4 separate regions of the Homo sapiens genome follow, and regions 1, 2 and 4 are each linked to region 3. Evidence: chromatin loops called from intact Hi-C (ENCODE). Cell type or tissue: PC-3. All regions are shown on one strand.

Region 1 (2,500 bases), 280 kb after region 3:
ATCTCAAAAAAAAAAAAAAAGGCACAAAAGCAAAGCTTGTTTAATAAAAAATTGATAGTGCAGATAAATCAATAACAGAATAAAAAGCCTGAGGGACGTTATCAAGAAAAATTTTATAAAGTACCTGGCTCCGTTGGGATTACTGGAAAACTTTTTTTAAAACTTCAAAATCAGGCCAGGCACCGTGGCTCTCACCTATAATCCTTACACTTTGGGAGGCCAAGGCAGGCATATCACTTGAGGCCAGGAGTTCAAGACCAGCCTGGCTAACACAGTGAAATCCTCACCCCTACTGAAAATACAAAAATTAGCCAGGCATGATGGCAGGTGCCTGTAATCCCAGCTACTCAGGAGGCTGAGGCAGGAGAATCACTAGAACCCAGGAGGCAGAGGTTGCAGTGAACAAAAATCATTCCACTGCACTCCAGCCTGGTGAGACCCTGTCTCAAAAACAAAAACAAACCAAAAGACAAAAACAAAAAAACTTCAAAATCATATAATTATCACATTATTAAATATATATTGTTTGACACACAAAAAATGGCAGGCTACAACATTCAGTTTTATATACTTTATAAACAATATTATGGTGATCAATAATATTTTCAGCCTTATCTCTTATCATCTTAATAATATTACATTGTTTTACAATTTGTAAACATCAAATAAACAGAATTTTATATTCTGCTTTTATCACATAACACCTCTACAACCCTTTCAAGTTGTTATGCTTTTAGTTATATGTTACATTTCATCAAGAAGATGCTTAACACAATGTTGTATGTAGAAACTATTTTTAAAAGATGCATATTAATGAACTAGGTACTTCTCAATTGTTGAAATTGCTCTCAATTCATACTTAACCATAAATAATAGTCATAAATCATTTACTCAACAAATATTTATTGGAAATCTATTATTTGCCTAGCACTGTGCTAAATCCAGAAAAGACAGTGGTGAACAAAACAAACCTGGTCCCTGTTCTTGAGGAGGTTGACAGTAAACAAGTGACTCCTATGGACAAAAGTTTAGAATGTCAGGGGAGCTTAGAATGGAAACACTGCCCTCACCTGGCAGTTGGAGAGGGAATGGGTTCAGAGAAGGATTTCCAGAAAAAGTAACATTTGAGTTAAGATCTGAAGAATGCAAATGAGGTGAAGAGTTAATTTGGTGAAGAAGGGGGGGAAGAATTTTCTAGACAGAAGTAAGAAGGAGTATGTCAAGTTCAAAAGACTGACAGCACAGAGCTGGAAGGATAGAGGCAGGAGATGAGGTTGGAACCATGCTCAGGTGTCCAGCTGTGCATTGTCTGGTAAGCCACTTTAAGGGTTCCTGGCTTTACCCTAAGAGTAATGGGAAGCTGGCCAGACACCATAGCTCACGCCTGTAATCCCAGCACTTTGGGAGGCCGAGGCGGGCAGATCACCTGAGGTCAGGAGTTCGAGACCAGCCTGGCCAACATAGTGAAACCTCATCTCTACTAAAAATACAAAAATTAACCAGGCTGCACCTGTAGTCCCAGCTACTTGGGAGGCTGAGGCACGAGAATTGCTTTAACCTGGGAGGCAAAGTTTGCAGTGAGTCAAAATCATGCCACTGCACTCCAGGCTGGGCAACAGAAGGAGACTCTGTCTCAAAAGAAAGGCCTGGGCACGGTGTCTCATGCCTGTGATCCCAGCACTTTGGGAGGCCCTGGTGGGCAGATCATGAGGTCAAGAGATGGAGACCATCCTGGCTAACACGGTGAAACCCCATCTCTACTAAAAATACAAAAAATTAGCCGGGCATGGTGGCACATGCCTGCAGTCCCAGCTACTCGGGAGGCTGAGGCAGGAGAATCTCTTGAACCCGGGAAGCGGAGGTTGCAGTGAGCTGAGATCGTCCCACTGCACTCCAGCCTGGCAACAGAGCAAGACTCCGTCTCAAAAAAAACAAAAAGTAATGGGAAGCCATTGGAGGTTGTTAAGCAGGAAGACACAGCATCAGATGAACATTTTTCAAAGTCCTTTCTAGCTGAAGCAGGTTAGAGCAGTCATGGAAAAGACCTTTCAGGATATGGTTTCAGCAGCCCAAATGAGAACAGATGGTGATGTGGACTAAGGTGGGGACAGTGGAGAAGTAGGCAGAGTTGAGAGAGATTTAGAATTAAGCCGGCAGAGTTGAGAGAGATTTAGAAGTAAGCCGAGGGACCTGGCAATTGATGGGAATTCATGTCTATTATTTCAATTGCTCCTCTTCCATCTCAATCCAATGGATAAGAACCAGAATGGGCCCAGTCACTGGCGGGAGCTGTTTATGAGATACTGCTTCTCACCCCAGATTAAAAACCATAGCTTAGCCAAACATTGAAAGGGAGAAAGGATCCAAATGTGGAGAGAGAACCTGGATATATGCCAAAGCTTAAGCAGCCAAAAGCAGAAATCTCTATCAAGGCCTGGGATCAAGAGTTCTGATACAGGAAGAGCTAATCAATCAAGAGCAAATAAAAACAAAGGGCATA
Region 2 (2,500 bases), 120 kb after region 3:
GTTAAATTGCCTAGAAGCTCCCACCCTTCTGACTGTTGCCACGTAGTTCTTAGTTTCCGGGAATTTGGGGATTTTTTCCTCCCCCTTCTTCCCACCCTTCCTCCGTCTCCTCGCTCCCTCCATCCATCTCTCCCTCCCTATCATCTATCTATTCATCTATCTGGATTACAGCAAAACAAAGAATAAAGATTATGAAGAAAGAGAAGAACTTCCCAGGCCCAAGCAGCTGTCGGCTCCTGCGCTCCCAACGGGGTGGCCGTTTCCTTCCTCGCACCCTCTTCTCTCCCGGTGCCTGCGGTCCCACCTTCCAGATACCCCTCGGAGAGTCCAGCTGAGCTCTCGCCAGAGCTTTCCCCTTCCAACCCGCTCGACTTGCCCAGATCCCAAGCTGGGCTTCTCTCTCCATCGCCCCAGAAAGTGGGTCTTGGAGACCGAGGCAAGAATTTGGGCCTCCGCTTCTGTTCCAGACCCCGGACCCCTTGCCAAAATGCGGCAGATGTGCAGATTGGGCCGCGCTTGGTTCCTGGCTGGGTTTATGGAGCCTGCGGCTGAGGCAGGCTCCGCAGACCCCGAGCCAGAGTGGGATTTAACGGCGGCCGGTGCGCTGTGCTTGGTCAACCCCGGTAACCGTCACGCTGCTAGTGATATGAAAAAAACCTGCCAGCGTTCTGCTTTTCTGCCCCGCTGCAGTCTTTAGCACCCGCCAGGATTCTGTCCGAGTGTTTGGATTTTGTAATCCTCCTGTCTTTGGCCAACTCCCCATCCTTGGCGGAGCGCTCGCCCTTGGCCGGGCTCCGTGCTGCCAGCCTTGCGGAACCCTAGGCCCGGGCGGCTCTGTCGGAGGCCCACTTCTCACTGATGCGGAGTGGCCCGAGGGTGGGAGCAGCGGTTAATGCCGCACTGATTAATACAGGCTCCAGTGAAAGCGAAAGTAAGAAAATAAAACGGATTTCATTATACATATACAATGTGTGTATGGATACATGTACATACATATTACACTTATGTGTATGTTACGCACGTTTGTTAAAATGAGGTCATAATGTTCATGCTGTTTCATAACCCACTTTCTTTCAATGACCACCTTTTCATTTCAGTAAATCTTCGTATTCTCATGTTGCAGCTTCTCCATTTTTCTTTAACATGTTTACAGAGAGTCTGTGCAAACCTGTACCAAATCCAGAACCATGCATCTATAACGTGCTAAAAGATTGTCAACCTAGAATCCTATAACAACCACAAAAAAGGCCTACCTAAATGGAGGCAAAGTAATGACTTCAGACAAAAAAAAAAAAAAAGGAAATCTGAAAATCTGAGGGAATTTGTCACCAGCCGATCTTTCTTATGAAAAAATATTAAAGGAAGTTCTTTAGCTGGAAGGAAAATGATACCTGAATGAAACTCAGATCTACAAAAAAGAATGAAGAGCACAGAAGATAGTAAATATGCAGATAAATATAAAAAATCTCTTTTTTACTGTTAAAATTATTCTTTTTTTACAATATAACAAAATGTATTTTCATTGGATATTAATTATGAACCCACAATGCATGTAAACTAAATACAATACTTCAAATCATTCTGCACAAAGAAATTACAGATCACATTTATTTAATAACAAAATGTCTAATTGTTTAATAAAATGTTTTTAGGAACTTACAATATAATTTTCAAAAACAAAGAATAAAAATATTAAATATATCACTTTATGGCAGAGGACAACATAAATTTATTTCTGCAACACAGCAGGCAAACTTTTGTGCTAGAAACAGTGGAGAAAAAATTTAAAGCAAAAAGTCAGGAAATGGATGTTCACAAATTTCTGGTTAACTGAGGCTCAATAGTTATTGTAAGAAACGGGCGTTTGAACATCAGATTTTAAAATAAAATATTTTAAATATTTTTATTTTATAATATTTTAAAGATTTTATTTATAAGATTTTAAAATTTTAAAATATTTTTATTTTATAAAAATAAAAACTTCCTCAAACACCAGAGTTTTTCACCTCAGCAAATGTCTTTTCCTTTGATAATTCATAATCCTGCTGTTCATTTGTCACATATATGAATATCTGGTAACTTCATAAACAACTACCAATGGCACACTTCAAATGCTGAGTCTGTTGAATTTTCTTATATCTTTTTCCCCAATGAACCTAGAGCCTATAACAGAGAAGATACTGAAACATGCTAAGATAATAATTGGTCTTAGAGAGACTTCACAGCAAGTATTTAATGAAAGCCACTACATTTCCAGCTCTAAAAAGAGCCAGACAGACACAATCCCTGCTTCCAGAGTTCACCGTTCAGACAGAATACAGCAGGGCAAGCACTGATTCTGAATCATTATGAGCTTTGATTTCATCTTTCAAGATTTACATAGATACTGATTTCTTCTGGAAGGGCACATAAAATCTTCCCTTACACACATCATTCTTTGGATTCTCATAAGGGGTATTTTGAAGTCTGTATGTTGACAAGGCCAGTAGATACTTAGTTT
Region 3 (2,500 bases):
CTGCTGTAACAAAATACCATGGACTGGGTGGCTTTTAAACAACAAAAATTTATTGCACACAATTTTGGTGGCTGGGAAGTCCAAGGTGCTGAGAGATTTGGTATCTGGAGAGGGCCCTCATAGATGGTGCCTTCTCACTGGGTCCTCGCATGGTAGCGGGGGTGTATATGCTCCCTTGGACCTCTTTCATAAGGGCACTAATCTCACTTATGAGGGTACATCATCATGACCTAATCACCTTCCAATGGCCCTATCTCCTAATACCAGCACCTTTAGGGTTAGGATTTGCACAATGAACTTTAGGGAGTTGCAAACATTCAGACCATAAAAGATACTGTTTATTTCTGGAAGATGACTGTATAGCACTCTCTCTCTCTCTCTCTTTTAAATCTTTGGAGACAGGGTCTCCCTCTGTTGCCCAGGCTGGAGTGCAGTGGTATGATCTTGGCTCACTGCAGCCTCAATCCACTGGGCTCAGGAGATCCTCCTACCTCAGCTTCCCAAGTAGGTAGGACTACAGGTGCATGCCACCATGCTTGGTGTTTTGGTTTTTGAAGAGATAAGAACTCGTTATCCCATTATGTTGCCCAGGCTGGTCTTAAGCTCCTGGCCTCAAGCAATCCTCCCACCTTGGCCTCCCAAAATGGGGGAATTACAGGTGTGAGCCGCTGTGCCTGGCCTGAGTATAGCTAACAGTTTTTTTTTTTTTTTTTTTTTTTTTGAGATGGAGTCTCACTCTGTCACCCAGGCTGGAGTGCAGTGGCATGATCTCAGCTCACTGCAATCTCCAGCTCCTGGGCTCAAGTGATTCTTGTGCCTCAGCCTCCTGAGTAGCTGAGACTACAGCCGCATGCCACCTTGCCTGGCTAATTTTTGTATTTTTCGTAGAGATGGGATTTCACTGTGTTGGCCAGGCTGGTCTTGAACTCCTAACCTCAGGTGATCCGCCCACCTTGTCTTCCCAAAGTGCTGGGATTACAAGCATGAGCCACTGTGCCTGGCCAACACTTCTTATCCTATGCCTTCCTTCTCCACATCCTGCCAATACAACTATATCTTATATCATCATTTTTTATCAGAACAATATTCGGAGTTTATATTATCATGACTAGGACTTTATTTACAACGGTGCCAAATAATGCCTTATGGTTATCTTTTATTTACTATACTACTTTTTATTTTAACTTAGCATTATTGTCTTATATTTGTATTTGTCTGTCTTCCTAAGTGCCTATGACCAATTCATCCCCTACTCTCCACCCTCTCAGTTTACTAAGTGATCTGTCAATTGCATGGTCTTAGGCTCTGTCCACCGAAGCCTGCTGCTCTGTTGTGCAGTTTTGCCTGTGATCTGTAGGCCTGCTCTGCAGCTGTTATTCCCAGACCTCCCTTCACAAACATCCAGGGGATTTTTAAACTTCCTTTCCTTGTTGAATCTCTTGTTTCCTGCATCCACTTTTTTGAGGGAAGAAATGCAGGGGGCAGGGCAAAGACAGTGTCCAGAGAGCATGAAATCTGAAATCTCAGTTCACAGTGCCAACTCTTACGACACAGGGTTCTGTAATCATGCATGAGTCACTGTTTTTCTTCCTACTTCAGAGAACTTCAAATTTTGCCAGCAATGCCCAGCATCCATTACTGCAGGCATTCTATTTTGGTGTCATCAACTTCCCTGCTCAAGTTTTCAGTGCACTTGGCATTCCTTCTGCGTACATGTTGAGGTTTAAATTTCTGGATTTCGGCCGGGCGTGGTGGCTCACGCCTGTAATCCCAGCAATTTGGGAGGCTGAAGCGGGTGGATCACCTGAGGTCAGGAGTTCGAGACCAGCCTGGCTAACATGGCGAAACCCTGTCTCTACTAAAAATACAAAAATTAGCTGGGCATGGTGGCTTGTGCCTGTAGTCCCAGCTACTCAGAAGGCTGAGGAAGGAGAATCACTTGAACCCAGGAGGCAGAGGTTGCAGTGAGCTGAGATCACACCACTGCACTACAGCCTGGGCAATAGAGCGAGGCTCTGTCTCAAAAAAATCAAAATAAATAAATAAATAAATTTCTGGATTTTAAAAAACTCACTATTGTTTTTCAATAATCTATGAGGGGTGAAGGAGGTACAGACATCTTTCTTGGGATTCTTAAGTTAGAATCTCCTGTTATTCTTCTAATTAGAAAAAGGATTAATGATGTTAAAAAAGACAAATCTTATTGTTAATGGCTCTGCAAACCAACAACACAAAAATATTTAGAGAAAAGTGCTGAAGGAAATGCATTAGAATGCTAAATCTTTAAATGGTGAATCTATAAGTGTTCTTTTTCTTTAATTCTGCCTTTGGTTTTTCTTTCTTTGACACATTGAGCACATATTACTTTTACTGCTGGGAAAAATGTAAGTTGAAATAAAAACAACATAGAAAACACTGAATCTGCTTTTAGAAAATGACTACCATGATATGTGTGTGTATGCGTGCGCACATGTGCATACGCATGGGTGTTTTAGCGGAA
Region 4 (2,500 bases), 59 kb after region 3:
AAGGTCTGTGAACTATGTATAATACTTAAGTGTGCTTTTGTGGTAGCAGGCATCATTCTTTCATTTCCATATTTAAAACTCTCTTAGGATATCTCGTAATGCTAGTCTAGTGGTAAAAAATAAGGTCCTTTAACAATTGCTTGCCTGGAAAATATTTTATTTCTTCTTTGTTTATGAAGCTTAGTTTGGGAAGACATCAAATTCCTGGTTGGACTTCCTTTTATTTGAGAATACTGAAAATAAGTACTCAATCTCTTCTCATTTGTAAGGTTTCTGCTGAGAAGTCCATTGTTAGCCTAATGGGGTTCCCTTGTAAGTGATCTGACATTTTTCTCTAGGTGTCGTTTAACATTTTTTCTTTAGTATTGACTTTGGATACTCTGGTGACTATGTGCCTTGGTGACATTTGTCTTGTATAGTATCTTGCAGGTGTTCTCCAGGTTTATTGTGTTTGGATGTCTACCTCTCTAACAAGATTAGGAAAACATTTTTGAATTATTCCTTCAAATAAGTTTTCCAGCTGTTTACTTTTTCTTCTTCTCTCAGGAATTCCAATCTTTTGTAGATTTGGTTGCTTAACATAATCCTATGTTTCTAAAAAATTTTACTCATTTTTAAACAATTCTTTATTTCTGTGTGACTGAGTTAGTTAGAAATATTGGTCTTCATGCTCTGAAATTCTTCCTTGTGCTTGATCTAGTCTGTTGATAGAGATTTCAATAGTATTTTGAAATTCTGTAAGTGAGTTTTTCAATTTCTGAAGATCTGATAAGTTTTAAAAAGATGCTTATCTCTTCCTTCATTTTCTGGATTGCTTTAGTAGTTTCCTTGCGTCGATTTTCAGCCTTGTCTTGGATCTCGTTGAGCTGCCTTGCAATCCATGCTTTGAATTCTCTGTCATTTCTGAGCTTCCTTTTTTGTTAGGGTCCATTGGTGGAGAGCTAGTGTAATCTTTTGGTGGTGTCACAACATTCAGATTTTTCATGGTGCTGGAATTCTTACACTGTTTCCTTCTTATCTGGAGAGGCTAGCACTTCTAATTTTTGTAATTAATTTAATGTGGAAAGAATTTTTTTTCTTTGCCTTTCTCCCCCACCCCATCTCTAGCAGGGTATAGCTACAGAGTATGTTGAGTAGGGCCTTCTGGCTTTGCTTCTGTAACCCTATGCACTTCTGTTGGCAGGTTTTACACTGGGCTGTGATATTTGATCTACAGGCCAGTAGATGGCGCTTAAGGGTAATTGTCAGCTGCGGCACAAGCAGAGGAGTATGTAACTGATCTTTGTTTACTGTGAAGTTCTCTCTATTGTCTCAGGAGGTGGGCTGGGCAGTGGAGAGCCCCCTACCCTAAGCTTTCCTGTTCTTGGAGGGTAGCTGGAGCCCCTAGCTTGCCTAAGAAGGCCCCAGTAGTGAGTGCAGGCACCAGCCCTGATGACAGTGGGTGGGTGGCTCCCGGTGAAATGCGCTGAGGTGTCTTTGGGGTGAGGAGGTTAGGGGGCTGTACTGGCTCCCCATCCTACATAGGCAGGAACATGATCTGTTTGCCTATCACACCCCTGTTCTGGGCGGGGTTGGTGACTCCTAGTTCAGACACACATAGCCAATCTCTGGACCCCTACGTGGTTGAGAGCCACAGGAAACTGTTTTGTGAGTCTCCGTGGGAGTGGTTTGGGGGCAAAACTTTGTAACTCAGCCCAATAGAGATAGCTTTGTGGCTCCTCTGTTTTCTGATGTGGTAGCACTGCTGCTTCATGTGAAGGGTGGGGCGGGGAGAGCTCCACCCCAAACCCTTACATGGTTGGTTATGGTGGTGTCCGCTGATTGGGTCCACCTGACCTCGGCCCCGGTGGAAGTTATCGGGTGGCAGCAGAGTTGGAATGGGATAGGTAGTTCCCCGTTTCCAGGACCCCAGACGGCCTGCTGGGACAGTGTATATGAGTCCGGAATGGGCTGGACCAGGGTCAGGCTAGCCCAGACTTCAGGTACGGGCTGTGATGACGAGGAGTGGGCTAGTCTCCCGGGTCGGTCACCGCTGAACTCTCAGGTGAGGGCAGGCAGAGCACTTGGGCGGTGGAATCCCAAGGAAGATCAAAAGCTTGGGGGGTTGGGTTTTCAGAAGGGCTCTGGGCTGCAGCTGAAAATGTTTACATGGGGCAGGGTGGCTGTGCTGTGGGTCTTTCACCGGGGAGGGCAGGACCCCTCAGCTGGGGCAGTGGGGACGGGGCACTCTTGCACTTCCCTCCCACGCAAGCAATGCTGGATTTCACTGCTGCGGGCACACAAAGGTGCAAAGCCTCCTCTTCCCACGCTGGCCTGGGGGTGGTAGGGATGGAGCCAAAAAGCTTGTTGCTGGCCTCAGGGAATTGGGCTCTCAAAGGAACCGAGCCATGGCCATAATTTCAGGAAGGGGCAGGAAGGCCGTTGTGGGCCGGAAGCCAGCGAGCCCGATTTGGCAGGGGACAGCAGACGCGGGGAGTCCTCGGTTACACAGTCTCCTCCT

Evidence for each region. A loop is a pair of places that touch in the nucleus more often than their neighbours do. Peaks named below come from ENCODE experiments on the same cell type or tissue, not always from the same donor. Only the 100,000 strongest peaks of a DNase experiment are listed, where the experiment ranks them.
Region 1: it touches region 3 in a loop (6-fold over the local background); 31 of 110 quality-filtered maps call a loop at or near these places.
Region 2: it touches region 3 in a loop (2.5-fold over the local background); 21 of 110 quality-filtered maps call a loop at or near these places.
Region 4: it touches region 3 in a loop (2.0-fold over the local background); 19 of 110 quality-filtered maps call a loop at or near these places.

What each region holds. Positions count from the first base shown.
Region 1 is chr17:35,532,437-35,534,936 of GRCh38, forward strand. All of the region lies in intron 1 of SLFN12L (schlafen family member 12 like), which reads right to left. Among named protein-coding and RNA genes, the nearest start is that of SLFN12L, 4.0 kb to the right of the region's middle. In PC-3, CTCF peaks have their summits at 1,066 (motif pointing left) and 1,268; a DNase peak (open chromatin) is centred at 1,055.
Region 2 is chr17:35,373,741-35,376,240 of GRCh38, forward strand. It overlaps LOC105371933 (a long non-coding RNA gene), which reads left to right. Exons shown (of 2, transcript NR_171638.1): 2 at 172-1,115. It also overlaps the pseudogene UFM1P2. Among named protein-coding and RNA genes, the nearest start is that of SLFN11, 1.4 kb to the left of the region's middle. RefSeq lists enhancers at 1-38, 709-808. In PC-3, no CTCF peak of the experiment used is centred here; no DNase peak of the experiment used is centred here; H3K4me3 peaks cover 1,437 bases; H3K27ac peaks cover 689 bases.
Region 3 is chr17:35,252,995-35,255,494 of GRCh38, forward strand. All of the region lies in intron 1 of SLFN5 (schlafen family member 5), which reads left to right. Among named protein-coding and RNA genes, the nearest start is that of SLFN5, 11 kb to the left of the region's middle. In PC-3, no CTCF peak of the experiment used is centred here; a DNase peak (open chromatin) is centred at 1,547; H3K27ac peaks cover 1,420 bases.
Region 4 is chr17:35,311,663-35,314,162 of GRCh38, forward strand. No RefSeq gene overlaps it. Among named protein-coding and RNA genes, the nearest start is that of SLFN11, 61 kb to the right of the region's middle. RefSeq lists enhancers at 25-526, 1,705-2,364. In PC-3, a CTCF peak has its summit at 1,241 (motif pointing right); no DNase peak of the experiment used is centred here.